2 separate regions of the Mus musculus genome follow, and region 1 is linked to region 2. Evidence: chromatin contacts called from ENCODE Hi-C or POLR2A ChIA-PET data. All regions are on one chromosome and are shown on one strand. Each heading gives the region's core, a stretch centred on a gene start or an enhancer-like site at or near the end of the contact. The rest is flanking DNA. Distances are from core to core; before and after follow the strand shown.

Region 1 (6,805 bases), core at 415-2,914, 49 kb before region 2:
GCCAGCACTTGGGAGGCAGAGGCAGGCGGATTTCTGAGTTCAAGACCAGCCTGGTCTATAGAGTGAGTTCCAGGACAGCCAGGGCTACACAGAGAAACACTGTCTCAAAACAACAACAACAAAAACAAACAACAACAACAAAAAAGATCTCAGACAATTGGAAGATAGCATCAGGTAGATAGATCTCTTTGAGAGTTCAAGGTGAGCCTGATCTACATAGTTGAGTTCCAGAGCTACTGAGTAAGATCCTGTTTGATCTAAACAACCAGACAAAGCCAAAATAACAACAAAAACCCCCAAACAAAAACAAAACCCTCTCTCCTATCTGAAAAGGAGACATTTTAGGCCGGGCAAAGTGGTGCACACCTTTAATCCCAGTATCTGGGAGGCAGAGGCATACAAATCTCTGAGTTTGAGGCTAGTTTGGTCTATATAGTGAATGCCAGGATAACCAGAGCTAACCAAACCAAACCAAAAATAGATCTCAGAAAACAGGTGCTAACGTCTGCAAACCACCAGGGTTCCAGATATACTGAACCCTTTTTGTGGAAACACAAAATACAGCTTAAAACTATTAAAAAAAGAAAAAAGCACCACTCCCCCCAAATATCCCCTACCCTTGTCCTCCATGTATCTCCCTATTGGAGACCCTTTCTGGTTGTACTGGTTAGTTTTGTGTCAACTTGACACAGCTGGAGTTATCACAGAGAAAGGAGCTTCAGTTGGGGAAATGCCTCCACAAGATCCAACTGTAAGGCATTTTCTCAATTAGTGATCAAGTGGGGAGGTCCCCTTGTGATTGGTACCATCTCTGGGCTGGCAGTCTTGGTTCTATAAGAGAGCAGGCTGAGCAAGCCAGGGGAAGCAAGCCAGTAAGGAACATCCCTCCATGGCCTCTGCTCGGCTCCTGCTTCCTGACCTGCTTGAGTTCCAGTCCTGACTTCCTTGGTGATGAACAGCAGCATGGAAGTGTAAGCCGAATAAACCCTTTCCTCCCTAACTTGCTTCTTGATCATGATGTTTGTGCAGGAATAGAAACCCTGACTAAGACACTGGTCATCCTTACCAGACGACTCTTCTGCCTGTCCCTCCTGGGCCCAAACTGCTGGTGCCTGTACCAGACTCCTGGGTTCCTCGAGCACCAGGTTGTCACCAGGCCAGGCCATGTCCCCAACAGGCTTGCTGGGCCTCACTATGTCCATTGGATTTTCTCCAGGGCTGCAGGTGCAGAGACTAGGCAAGTGCACAAAGCCTTCCAAACAGAAACCCCGGAGGGGAAGTGTCTGGGATGTGTCCCAAAGACGGAGCTGAGATAGCTGCTCCCGGGTTTAATGGCAAAATCATCTTCCGCCGCACTTCTTGTGTGATTACGAGGAGTGGGGCGGTGCATAAGTGCGCTTTCCCAGCTGCTTCTCCTTACAGCCCCGCTAGTGAGCTCTGAATTTTGCAGCCCCAGCGTGAAAATACCTTGGGATAATTGCTCTTTGCTGGTGTTGGGCAGGGCGGAGCCAGAGACCGAAAAGTGGGCAGTCATATGGGCGGGGCCTGGGGTGGGCGGGATCGGATTGAGAAGGGAGGCGGGGCCTCGCGGAGACCGGTTGATGGGCGGGGCTACAGATGGGCGGTCCTACAAGACCCAGTCCTGTCAGTCTGCTAGCGCTTCAGAGGAAGATGGCGCCTCGAAGAGAGAGGGTCTCTACGCTGCCCCGGCTCCAACTGCTAGTGCTGTTGTTGCTGCCGCTGATGCTTGTGCCCCAGCCCATAGCAGGCCATGGCGGCAAGTACTCGCGAGAGAAGAACGAGCCGGAGATGGCCGCCAAGCGCGAGTCCGGGGAGGAGTTCCGCATGGAGAAGCTGAACCAGCTATGGGAGAAGGCCAAGCGGGTGAGCGGGGCCAGGGAGACGCGCGGGGATGGGGGCGAGGTGCTGCGTGTGAGCGAAGGAGAGCAGGGCCCTGATTGAGAGGCCAACATAACCTCTGGGACGGGGAACGGCCTACCCTTTGTACAGCCCCCCTTTAAATGTCAGGTGGGCCATCTTGACCTCACTTGTAATAAGAGACCCATAGGCCCTAAAGGAACTTGGTGCTGGTGTCAAGGGCCTGTGGTTGCCTTTAGTGCAATTAGGGACCCTAAAGAATGAGTGACACCCACCCTTCCTAGCTGTGGACACCTCTGCCCAAAAAGCTAATTTTCCAAAGAGCCAATTCAGATGGAGGTAGAGGGGAGGGGGGGCACTTTCTACATGGGGCCAGACTTGGAAGTCTTTTCTTTATCTGTATTTACTCCAATGAAAGAAAAAAAAAAACGGTGCCCTGAGATAAGACTGTATGGAGATTGCAGAAGCCCCAGTTGCTAATGGAGCTGGTTAATTTGGGTAAAGCAGTTCCTTAGGGGATTGGAATTCCTTAGTATAGGTAAACACTACACCCTGTCTGGGGAATGCTGAAGTTAGATTTAGTAGCTATGCTAATCTCTCTTCCTTTTGAAATGGAGATATCCAGAGCCTGAGGGCTGGCCTGGAACTTGGGTCCCCTCCCAGATTACAGTCCTAGGCTAGGACTTGGGCTTTTGTTTAAGTATTCTTTCAGAGCCACACTATCTTCCTCTAGAGCTTGCAGAGGGTTGCCCTTTAGCCCTCCAGCTTAAACATTCCTGAGTTTGAGGGGAGAGTAAATAATTTGCAAACTAAGTGATTTTTTAAAATAAAACCGTGTAGAACTTTGGCCCTGGAGACTTTGGATGGAGAGGTAGTTGGGAGGTTGGCTTCTGGGGAAGGGGAGTGGTGCCTCACAGACAGCTTAGTGGCCAGCCAGTGTCTTTGAGAGACTGCTGCAAGAGGGGGACAAGTGTCCAGCCTGCAAAGGTTTAGGACAGCCCTGTGGCCTGGAAAAGCAGTTCAGCTTTCTGGGGGAAGGGTCCGGGAGCAGAGCTGGGAGTGGCTGTGTGAAGAGCATGGGAGCAGTGGGAACCATCTAGGGTAAAAGGCTGGCTGTCCCTGACCGCCATCTCCAGGGGTGTGCCCACGGGATGAGTGTGCTTCACCTGGGATTACCCAGTAAGATGAGGATGGGGCCACGAAGACATTAGCAGGTACCGTCGAAGACTGTTGGGGAAATGTGGTCTGCTGTCCGTAGATCCTGGGGTCTCTTTCACTCAGAAGGTGGCCCCCAGTCCTCCACATGCACATCCAGGTGACTTTCATCCTCACTCTGTGCCTTGGTGGTCTCCTGGACCTCCACCATGGCCACTGATCAGTGGCAGCATCAGATTATATTTCTGCTGGTTGTCCACAGTCTGATGTCACTGTGCGGACGGCTGCTCTCGTCATCCTGTCTAAGCCTTGGGCTGCACGTCATTCCAGCCCTCCAGCCCTAAAGTTCTGCAGGGGATTTGCGTTCACTTTTTCTGTTGAACGGAGGGGGACATTCGTTCTTCCAGTGGCTTCCCTTACAGGATGTCCTGTGTCTACTCCCTCTACTTCCAAGGAGCCTAGGCCTTGAGGACATAGGTTGAGTTTTGCTGCTTTTCTTTCTAGACAGGGAGGCTTCCAGCTGGGTCCTACCTGCTAGGTCACCTGAGCTCAGGGGGAGAGCACCAGGTTCTTATCTTTCATGTAAACATTTGGGTTGGGCCTTCTGCCCTTCGGGGTGAGGCCGATAGTGCAATCAGCTCCCATCCCTACTGTTTTAAGTAGTTGAAGTGCTCCCCTAGGCTTCTCCTGGGTTGTAGCCTTGTGGGGATTCTCAGTGATCTTCACTATCCAGGAGAAGTTTTATCCTTGCAGTTTATCATGTATGAGGTGGAAGAGAAAGTGTGGCAGAGCTCTTTGCCTCGCCCCATTCCCAGTCCACCTTTAGAAGAGCTGAGGTCTGTCTTGATACCCAAGGGAGTGGAGCCGGGTATGGGAGAGCTCTGCAAAGGCATGGAGCCCACCTCTATCTTGTGAGATTGGGCAATTTGAGACTTGTGGGAGGAGGGGGATTGCTTCATGGCAGTCTAGCCCTTCGTGCCCTGACTCTGGCGTTACCCGGTTCCTGTTTCGTAGACATACTTAGGATGATGAGCTGTGACGGGATTTGGGACATGTCTGTCCTGACTCAGCGATCTGACGTGCCCAGTGTGTTGCAAGATGAAGACTCCTGGGCAGTGTGGGGAGCAAAGGACTCTCCTTGGAGTTGGGGTAGGGAAACCTCTGCAGGTTACCACATCCTCTCAGAGACCCAGTCTCATCCTCTTAAACAAAATGTATTCAGATTACAGGAGCTGACCTCTCAGGTCCCCTGGGAGCAGAGTCCTAACTGATTCTGAGAAAGAATCTCTCTGTGGTAGCATGCCTACTTTGTACAAGGCCCTGAATCTGGTCCTGGTACCTCAAAAAAAAATGTAAGATTATATTGGCAAGGTTTTTTTTTTTATATAAATTTAATCTTCTATTATGTGGTGATTCTTTTTTCTTCTCCTACTTCTTGTAAAAATAACTCATTTCCTCACCAAGTCCAGCCCTTCAATGGATATGTATGCTTTACCTGGTCCGTAGCTCCAGGTGTCAGCGTGGGAAAGGTGTGGTGCCCTGCTGCAGGAGCCTTCTGACAGCCCTTGGCTTCCTCCTGGACCTGGGATTTCCAGACACAGACTCAGCTGTGTCTCTAGCTGGGCTCCTGACATAGGCGTCATCAGTCTTTGAAGTCCCTGTGTGTCTTGTCAGTGACTTCCAGCCCTGTCCACTCTGAACTCTCAGTTCCCCCTCCCCCAGGTCAGCCTTGTTGCCTGTGGTACATCGCACATCGGCTTATCGCATGTCCCTCCTTTCTTCTTGGGCAGCTTCATCTGTCTCCTGTGAGGCTGGCCGAGCTGCATTCTGACCTGAAGATACAAGAGAGGGATGAACTCAACTGGAAAAAGCTGAAGGTGGAAGGCTTGGATAAGGATGGGGAGAAAGAAGCAAAACTGATCCACAACCTCAACGGTACCTTCCTATTCTCACAGCGGGGGCAGCCACCAGCCCCCAGGCCAAGTTGAGGGACTGGAGTAGGGGGACATTGTGACAGCAAGTGCAGCCTATGAGGTGACTCACCTGAGGACACATGCCCTGGGTTTGCTCAAAAGCTCCTGTGCTGTTTTATGAATGTTGGGAGAGAGTCAGGGCTAGGGCCTTGGTACATTGATACCCAGGCAACCAAAGGCTCTGGAGCTGTTTGGCTAGGACGGATGCAAAGGATGCTGTCACCCAGATGAGGAAGTGGGCCTGATCTCAGACTGTGCTGGCAAGGTGGGTTGTGAGCATTTCCTTGATTTCCTTGTGCGGACATGGAAGATTGGGCAGAGTTTCACATGGCGTATGCATTGTGCATACTTAGTGCACACATGGATCCTTAGGTCTAGAGGATGGGTGTGTGCTCCACTTGGATTCTCCTCCCATCTTCCTCACACCCTCAGCCCACAGTCAGGCATTGATAGGAAGAGTTGGGTTCATTATGTGCCACCCTGTGACATTCGGGACCTAGCCCATAGACTGGCCACCAACTCTTCTGCATACCCTGGGCGTGAGGTTCTATCCCTGCTCTGCCACTCACTGGCTAACCAGAGGCACATTTGACCCCCATCACTGCCATACCCCCACTCCTTGTGCTAACACACTGCTTTCCACGTGACCTAGGCATGCCCTGCCTCTCATAGTAGTCCCAAACTGAGGGTAGTGCCCTCTGTAAGGTACTACTGGTATGCAGGATGGGTGATGGGAGTTAATGTTGGCTGTTATAAGCAACTGAATTGTAACCATGGTTCATACAAGCAGCTTCCTCAGAACTAACCCTCAGTGCTAAGGTCTCTGCTATGGCAGGAGTTGCTCTGTATAGAGTCCCTTCCTCAGGCTTGATGGTGAGTGTGGAGTTGGCTTCCTAGGAGAGGAGGCTGGGAGCTGCCAGAAGGAAGTGAGCAGCCAGCTCTGCAGAGATAGAGTTGGGCTCAGAAATAGAGGAACGCAGAAGGCCAGGAAGAGAGCTGGTGACCACCGTCGTCTGGCTAGCCAGTGTCCTGGGTGGGGTTAGCTTCTTCCAGCTTGACAGGGTCTGGCTCATAGAGCAGCAGACCTGACAGGATTAGGAGCTGACACATGAAGTTGACCCTTCTAAGCCCTTGGTGGAGCTCTTGCTGTTGGAGATGGGTGCAGGACACCTTCTGGGTGTGGTCCATTTGGACCCTCCCTTCACTGCTCAAGTTATTGTCAATACTGGCCCCTCATCTGGGGGACCAAAATGCAGAGTCTATCTGTTTCTGTCTAAGAAACAGATGCTGCTGGTAATCATATGAAGGGTTGGGCCCCTTAACTATAACCAGCTCTACCTGGGCCAGGCCAGATCCTTAAGGGCTAGTCTCATGGGAACTGCATCATCTAGACCCTCCGGTCCAGTGCAAAACCTCACATGGCCTCAGTCCTGTGGGGAAGCTGTTCAGGGACATGCCCACTGCCATTCCCAGGGCTGCCTCATTCCCCAGGCTGGGCCTGGACACTGCAGGGAACTTCCTGAGTTGCTCAGCTCCCTGGGACTCCATTTCATAGAGAGCAAGCACTTCGGAGCTTGCTCAGTCTCAACTCTGAAGTCTTGAGCAATTTGCCTATGGGCCCAAGTCTAATGGAGCTCGAGTTCCCCACTTAGTTCTCCTCCTACCCTGACCCACCCTGGGCACCAAGGCGACCCAGGTTGGGGGTGACCAGCTCTTTTCCATGGTAGCAAGCAAGCAATGAGCAGGCTGGGGCTGGGCAGCAGAGCTGCAGAGGCAGTGCCAGGCACTGGCTCTGAGGC
Region 2 (6,990 bases), core at 4,294-6,793:
CTGGTCCATAAACCTGACTGTCCTTCAGCCCTCAGCATTGCCATCCTGGGGAACTGCCCAGCCTCCTCCCATGCTCACCAGCAGGCCACCCTCCGCTCCCCGACTGTCCCCTTCACATCCCACCCCACCTCTGCGAGTTCAGCATCCCTCAGCACGGCCATCAGGACCAGTATCTACCCACTTATCTAGTTCCTTCAGACACCTAATGGTGGCCCAACCTCACCCTGTGCTAGCATAGCAGAGTCTGATACTCATCCAGGAACAGCCTGCTGTTTTAGGGACACCAGATTGTCACCCCTTCATCCAGAAAGCTAATAGTCTCAATGATAGGACAAGAATGGCATCAATAAACTTTTCCTTAGAACACCAACCATAAATACCTTAGCATTGCAGGGATAGCAGTTTCTATCACAACCACTCCACTCAGAAGCCCACAGTGCATTATGGGAAGGCTGTGTGGTTTCTGGTGACACCTCAGATACAGGCAGTGGACTCTGTTTGGTCCATGTCTACCCTAGGATAGAGTTTGTTCACTTCTGGTGTTTGACTGGTTTAAAGAGCCACAGGAAAGACCTCCCTGATAAGGTCTGATGCTACCCCTCAATCTATGTGATCTCTGGGGACACAAAACTGTGCCTTGGGACAGTAAGAGTCAGTGACCCCCTTCTTGCATCTACAGGAGATAAATGGTGGCCACTTTCAGCCTTAGGGACCTGTAAAGGTGACATCTAGGGAAAGAAAGACTTAAATTGTAGATTGGGAGACAGGCCCCTCAGTTATCCTGGGGACACTGACACATTCTCAGATGAGACACAAGATCACAAGACTAGGTATGAGAAAGGCCCCATGGACACAGGCAGGGGTGGAGCCACAGGGCCACGGGTCACGGATATTTAGAGACGCTATGAGCGAGAAGAGGCATTGAGCCTGTGGGCCTGCCCTGGCTGCTCTCACACCTCTGCCCTAGACCTGCAAAGGGATGAGCTCTGCTGCTGAAAGGCAGTTTGTGGTGCTCGGGTTTCCAAGGAGCAGCAACAGGAAGCTAGCACAGGCTTCAGAACACTGTCTCCATTTTCAAGAAAAACAGGGCAGGGTGGCTCCGGGATTGGCCAAAGAAGCCACAGCCACCTCCCGGGTCTTCAGTCTCTGGCATGTGGCTCGGTGAGCCTGGGGCAAAGAGGCAACTGGATGGACAGATGGAAGGGGCTCCCTTGAGACATCAACTACTCCAAATGTCCCACCCTTATCCTGCTAACTCCAATTCTGTCAGCCTGTCTCATCTCCTAGGGACCTGGATCAATGGGCGGAGACACGGGGACATACAAGCCAACATACAAGCCAACAGCTAATTTTTGGCATAGTATTATGTGATGATCAAGAATGGAGGCAACCTGATGGTGGGAGTGGGGGTATGACCTCTGAGGATGAGCAAAATAATGACCCCTCAGGGACCAAGCTTAGCAGCCCCCACAGGAAACAGTCAGAACAAAAGCCCAGAGAGCTCTCTATGAATACCCGAAGGACCCAGAGAACAAGAGAACCAAGTCACAGGGACATGAGCCAGGAAGGCTTGGTGCCCAGAAGTTCGTTCTAAGAGTACTGAGTATGGAAGGCTGGCCCAGCCTTGGCTACTGGATAGAGAACAGACACCCAGGGGCAGCATGGCTTCAGACACTCCTGTCCTGCCCCATTAAGGGATACCGTGGGTCTGCTGGGCTGGACAAGGGCATGGAAAGGAACAGTCTCTGAGCTGATATCTGAACCTGCCCCAGTGCTCCAGGCAGGAGCCACAGGAATGTCTGTAGATTGGCAGGGGCCAGTGGAGGCAAAGATGGCTTCTGGGACAGGGGCAGGATGAAGATACTAGGGAGGACTTTCAGGGATGCAGCTGAGACTGGGGTCTTCCCTAGATGGACGGAGCTATGAAGCCCATTGGACATGGAATAGCCATGTGGGCAGGCAGCTGGAAGGCATCTAAAGATGTAAAAATAACCATGGAGCTGTCATGAGCTCACTGAGGCCTTTTAGCCAGGGCCCAGGGCCACACAGAGGGCAGGAGGGACAGGCAGAGCTGAAGCCTCTGGGTGGAGGGACACAGTGCAGGGAAGACGGAGTGATCAGAGGGGGACAGGGAGGGCAGAGTTGGGAGGAAGTAGAAGAGAACCGTAGCAGCTGTGGGGCAGGTCTAGCCCTGGAGGTCACAGTGACCTTGAGGCACTGACTACCCTCAGAAGTGGTGTGGATAAAAGCAAGCAGCAACCTGAGATCACCCTGAACCTGGGGACCCATGGGGACAAGATGGAGTGTGAGGCCCCAGGCTCAAAGTTTATCTTAGGAAAGACACAGTGTTTACTGCTCCAAACAGGTGAGGGAGACACATAGACATGGGTGTTCCCAAGAGTGTGCGGGTGGGGCTCAGAGTTGAGGCCCAGGTAGGACAAGGCAGATGTGGGAATAGCCAGGCAAGGACCAACCTAGAACATCCAGCTAAGGACAAAGATACTCAGGGAAGATGTGGCTGCCCGGCCACATAGCACAGGAGCTGAATCAAGCCTTGACCCAGGTATTCCTGTCCCCTGTGATGTCCCCATGAAGAGAGAGGTCTAGCTGCCATCCTGCCCTGTCTCAGCCTTGGGCTGAGGTGTCACACGCTCCCACTGGGAAGGAGGCAGAGATCTAGATAATCCAAAGCTAGAGGTGCCAACTCAGGAAGTATTGGGTCACCAATCACGGGGTCTCGGTTTTCCTGAAATACACCTGCCATTTTCAGAGATACCAACTTCAAAGTTAGGGTTTCCTGAGCTCTGTCTTGCATAGGACCCCATATTCAAGGCTTCTGTCCCCTGTGGGTGGGCTTGAGACCTCTGCAGTCCTCATGAGCAGTGGGTGGGGCATCCTCCTGCAGGTGGGGTCATGCACCTCTCTGGGACAGTCATACCATGGCTGCCTACAGATGGGGCTGAGCTAGGGATCCCAAGCTTTCAGGAATGAAGGGCAAAGCCCCAGAGAAAGACAGGGTATAAAATCTCCCTTACCCCTCTGTCTGGACCCTGGCTTCTCTGCCAGGTTCAGAATGTGGTTCCCTCCTAGTGGATTTCCCAAGCTAGATGAAGCCCCTGAAACAGCCCACATGGGAAGCAACAGATTAGCATTCTCTGAGAATACTGTCCGGCTGCTGGAACCACTGCTGAGGATGGTCCACGGGCTGTCTCCTGCTCTCCACCAAGAGACCACACCACAAAGAAGACAGGCTAAGAACCAAAGCTCTGATCTCAGTGAGCCACTGCCCAGGACCTCTCCTGAAGGTCTGCCCAGAGAGATGACCCAGACGTCCATCCCTCACCAGGCACACAGTCCCACTCTGAGATCCCACACTGAGACAAGCCTGGTAGGAAGAACTTCCCATCAGTGGGCCCTTTGGAGCACGATGGCCCAGCAGCTGTGTTGGAGGGAGGGAGAGAGAGAGAGAGAGAGAGAGAGAGAGAGAGAGAGAGAGAGAGAGAGCTGACAAAGAACTCTGTGTTCCTGGTCCCTCTCAACTACCTCCCATGAGCCTCCACAAAGGAAGTCACAATTTTAAAGCCAAGGACCCATTGGTTTCTCAGGACAAGAAAACAGAGCTGTTCTCTCCCTCCCATACCAGATCAACAGAGTCCAGACCTCAGGTCCTCAAGGACACAGGTGTCAGCCTCCGTCTAGAGGGAGGGAGAGGGTGGGGTAGGGAAGATCCAGTCTCCAGTGGGATAAGATGGGCAGGTGGGAGGAGAAAGCCACAGTGGGAGGTGGAGGCTATGGGCTGTGTAGCTCAGGAAGAGGTCTTGGGACAGCAAGTAGGCTCAGGAGGGACAGGCTAGAGAGACAGGCCACACCCTCCACTTTTGACTCAGTCACTTCCTACCTCTGACACATCCCAGCTCAACCTCAGAGTCCCATCTGGGGACAGCTTGTAATCCAGGTTCCTTTGCCAGTCCCACCCCTGGGGACCTCTGGCCTACTCACTGCCTAGAATACATGAGGCTCTTAGATTCCCACAGAGTCGGTGAGCATACTTCAGGATGCTCTCTGGGACAGACCTAACTCCATAGTCTTCCCCAGGATCCCTCACCAGCCAGACTGGTACACACGGACCACAGCTGATCAAAGCCACTTAAATTCTCTGTGGACTTTACTTCTCTACTGCTCCATCCAGCCCCCAAGCCTGGCAGTGTCCAGGGTCCCTTCCCCTCCCCAGTCTCCAATCACCCTCTCCCCGGATATCCTGGAATGCCAAAGACAAGAACCGTGCCCCCCCCCCCCCCCGAAGCCCTCCAGGCTTTGCCACAGAAGGTCTGGGCTTGAAGGACTGAGTGAAGACACCGTGGAACCAGGAGCCAGACAAAAGGAGACTGTTCACAAAAGCAGCTAGTGAATTGTGCCACCCCTCCAGGGAGCTGACAGGCACCAGCATCCTGGAAGTCACTCTGGCTGCCTGCACATGTGTGAGGCAGCCACACACGCGCCCCCACCCAACTTCCCCTACAGACCCCTGGATCCTGGGCCAACTCCAAGGCACCTGTCTCCCGAAACAGCTGCAGTCCCAGGCTGGAGCTGCAGAGCTGCCCTGGCTCCTTCCTGGCTCTCCTCATACTGAGGGGAGCAGACCCTGGTACCACTTTCTTTTCTCAGAAGTGTGTCTCCCCCAAACAAAGTAAAGGTCCTGGGACACAGAAACAGGACTCTTCCTACCTGGCAGACCATCTTTTCTCTACCTGAGGGTATGGGATTGGGAGGAGGTGGCACTGCTTGGGATGCGGCTTAGGAATTCCTGATACATTTTCACCAGGACACCTATATCACCGAGGCACATTCTGCCTGCTCCTCCATGGGTAGGCTGCAGCCCCTCTGGGCTTCTGCTGGTCCAGGAAAGGTGTTGGCCCACACAGGAACTGGGACCCCCACAACACCACACTCGGGGACCGGTTAGGTCTGTGTTGCGGGTGGCCAGGTCCCAGGGTCCGGGCGCCCGAGCGGCTTCGACTCTCCGGTTACCGCCGTGGGGCTGGGTTTCAGCGGCTCCCCCGCGGCTATTTCGGGAGAGCTGGCACCTCAGCCACCGGTTGTAGGGCCGGCAGGGTCCGGATGGCTCGCTGAGACCCGCCACCCGCCGTCCCGCCCGCGGCCCCGCCGCTCACCTGCCACCGGCGATGGCTTGCGCAGCACCAGCCACCTACTCTTCCACTGCGGAGACAGGACAGCGTGAGAAGCCGCCCGCGCGCGCCCGCTCCGCGCCCCCGCCCCCACCCAAGCGCGCCCCCGCCCCGCGCCCCCGCGGCGCCCCAACCTTCTTGCCGTCCCGCAGCTTGACCTGGCCCTCCACCAGCGCTGCCTCGGTCATCTTCTGTCATGGTTCCCGCCGCCCGCTGCGCCCTCTCCACGCGTCCTGGGCGCCTGAGCCCAGGGTCACTTTCAAAATAGCTCCGGGAGGGCCTTGGGCTGCGCCAGGAGGGCGGGCCCGGCGCGGCGGGCGGGGCGCAGCGACACGGGGACCTGGATGTGGGGGAGACTGGGCGGGGCACCCCGGGCCTCAGTCTTTAAGACCCTAGTAAAGTGCAAGCCAGTAGGTGGCAGTGGCCTTGGACAGCCTCTGCACTCTGCTGGCTGCCAGCCCACGCTGCTCCTGCCAGGTCTCAGGACCACTGCTTAAGACCATCTGAAGCAGCCTCTGGAGAACGAAACTCAGCCTGGGAGGAGAAACTGGGACAGGGGCAGTTTCCCAAAGGGAAGAAAACTGTCCCAAGACAACCCCACAGAAGGCTTTGTGGCCTTGTGCCTGCCCAGTCCCAGTTTTGGTTTGGCTTCAATGGCTTCATCCTTTGCACCTGCCCTTCCTCCATCTCATGGGGCCACGAGGCACCCCTGACAACAGACCAACAGCCCAGGTCCAATACATTATCCAGTCCCTAGGCCTTCCCCATCGCCAGAGGTGGCCGCCCTCCAGGCAGATGAGAAAGTGGGCATATGTACTCTTCAGGTCACTGTCCCTCCCATTCAACTTGAGTATCTGGCAGAGCAGACCTCAGTGGCTGCCAGGACCAGAGCCCACTATGTCACCTCATTGCCCCAGGTCTCCCTGGCTGGTCTCTCCTACTTCTGAAGGCCAGCTTGCACCAGCCTTACAGCATGAAGAGCCTAGGGATCCATGCTGCCTGGGAACAGCCTCACCTAGTATCCCCCTGTCCAGCCAAATGCCCTCAGAGCCTCTGAATTTCTCTACCCCAGCCTGTTGCCCAGGTTAAGGTTGCTTAAGGCCGGTGCTAAGTTTTATACCACCACCCCAGCTTACTGTGGAACTTAAGCATTTGTTAGACCTATGTCATAGACTCCCCAGATACATGACTTAGCACCCCAGGGAACAGAGAACACCCACAATTGCCAACTAACTGCATCTAGCAAAATAAACTCAGACACACAATGAAGCTTGATGAATTTGCCCATCCTGATCCCCGACCCCAAGGAGCTCTGACCCGGGTAGAAAAGGGCTACGTGTCAAACTGTTCGCGCAGTGCGTGCGTCTTCACTATATCCTGCCCAGACTCTTTAGACTGCTTCCTGTCTACCCCTTATAGAGAAACTGAGGGTCAGAGTGGTGTCAGGACTCATGGCCAGGATGGACCCACAAGTACTGACCCCAGAGCAGTACTCAACCCGAGAGTCCTTGCCACAGCCCCTCTAGAGAATCTGGAGGGCAAACCTTCAGTGGGTCACAGGGCTGCTTTTAATGTTTTCCTGGTTATCTTGATGGGGAGAGGGCACCAGGTCTAGGAAGGCACTCTATATGTTCCTCTATCCTGTATAACCTATGTGGCACACCAGTGCCTTCCACTAAACTGTTGCTGGCCACAGAGCCCCATTCATACTACCCACACACTGAAGGCCCCTGGGGAACCGACTCAGGACAGCCGGTGTGGAGTCATTTGGGGGTTGTGGCCATGAGCATATCCTCCAGCCCAG

What was found. Hi-C counts contacts between places; a loop is a spot of excess contacts on that map. ChIA-PET counts read pairs that join two places held with the same protein, here RNA polymerase II (POLR2A).
Region 1: POLR2A ChIA-PET joins it to region 2 with 22 read pairs in embryonic stem cell. The contact joins the promoter of Lrpap1 here to the promoter of Dok7 in region 2. A Hi-C loop is called at or near these places in 1 of 37 maps with a recorded cell type or tissue (Patski). POLR2A ChIA-PET finds 5 or more read pairs at or near these places in 4 of 5 experiments (Patski and embryonic stem cell).

Annotation. Positions count from the first base shown.
Region 1 is chr5:35,100,558-35,107,362 of GRCm38, reverse strand. Lrpap1 (low density lipoprotein receptor-related protein associated protein 1) reads left to right here and starts at 1,664. Exons shown (of 8, transcript NM_013587.3): 1 at 1,664-1,884; 2 at 4,824-4,968. The coding sequence starts at 1,672.
Region 2 is chr5:35,055,319-35,062,308 of GRCm38, reverse strand. It overlaps Dok7 (docking protein 7), which reads right to left and starts at 5,543. Exons shown (of 10, transcript NM_001348478.1): 1 at 5,321-5,543; 2 at 5,172-5,217. The coding sequence starts at 5,374.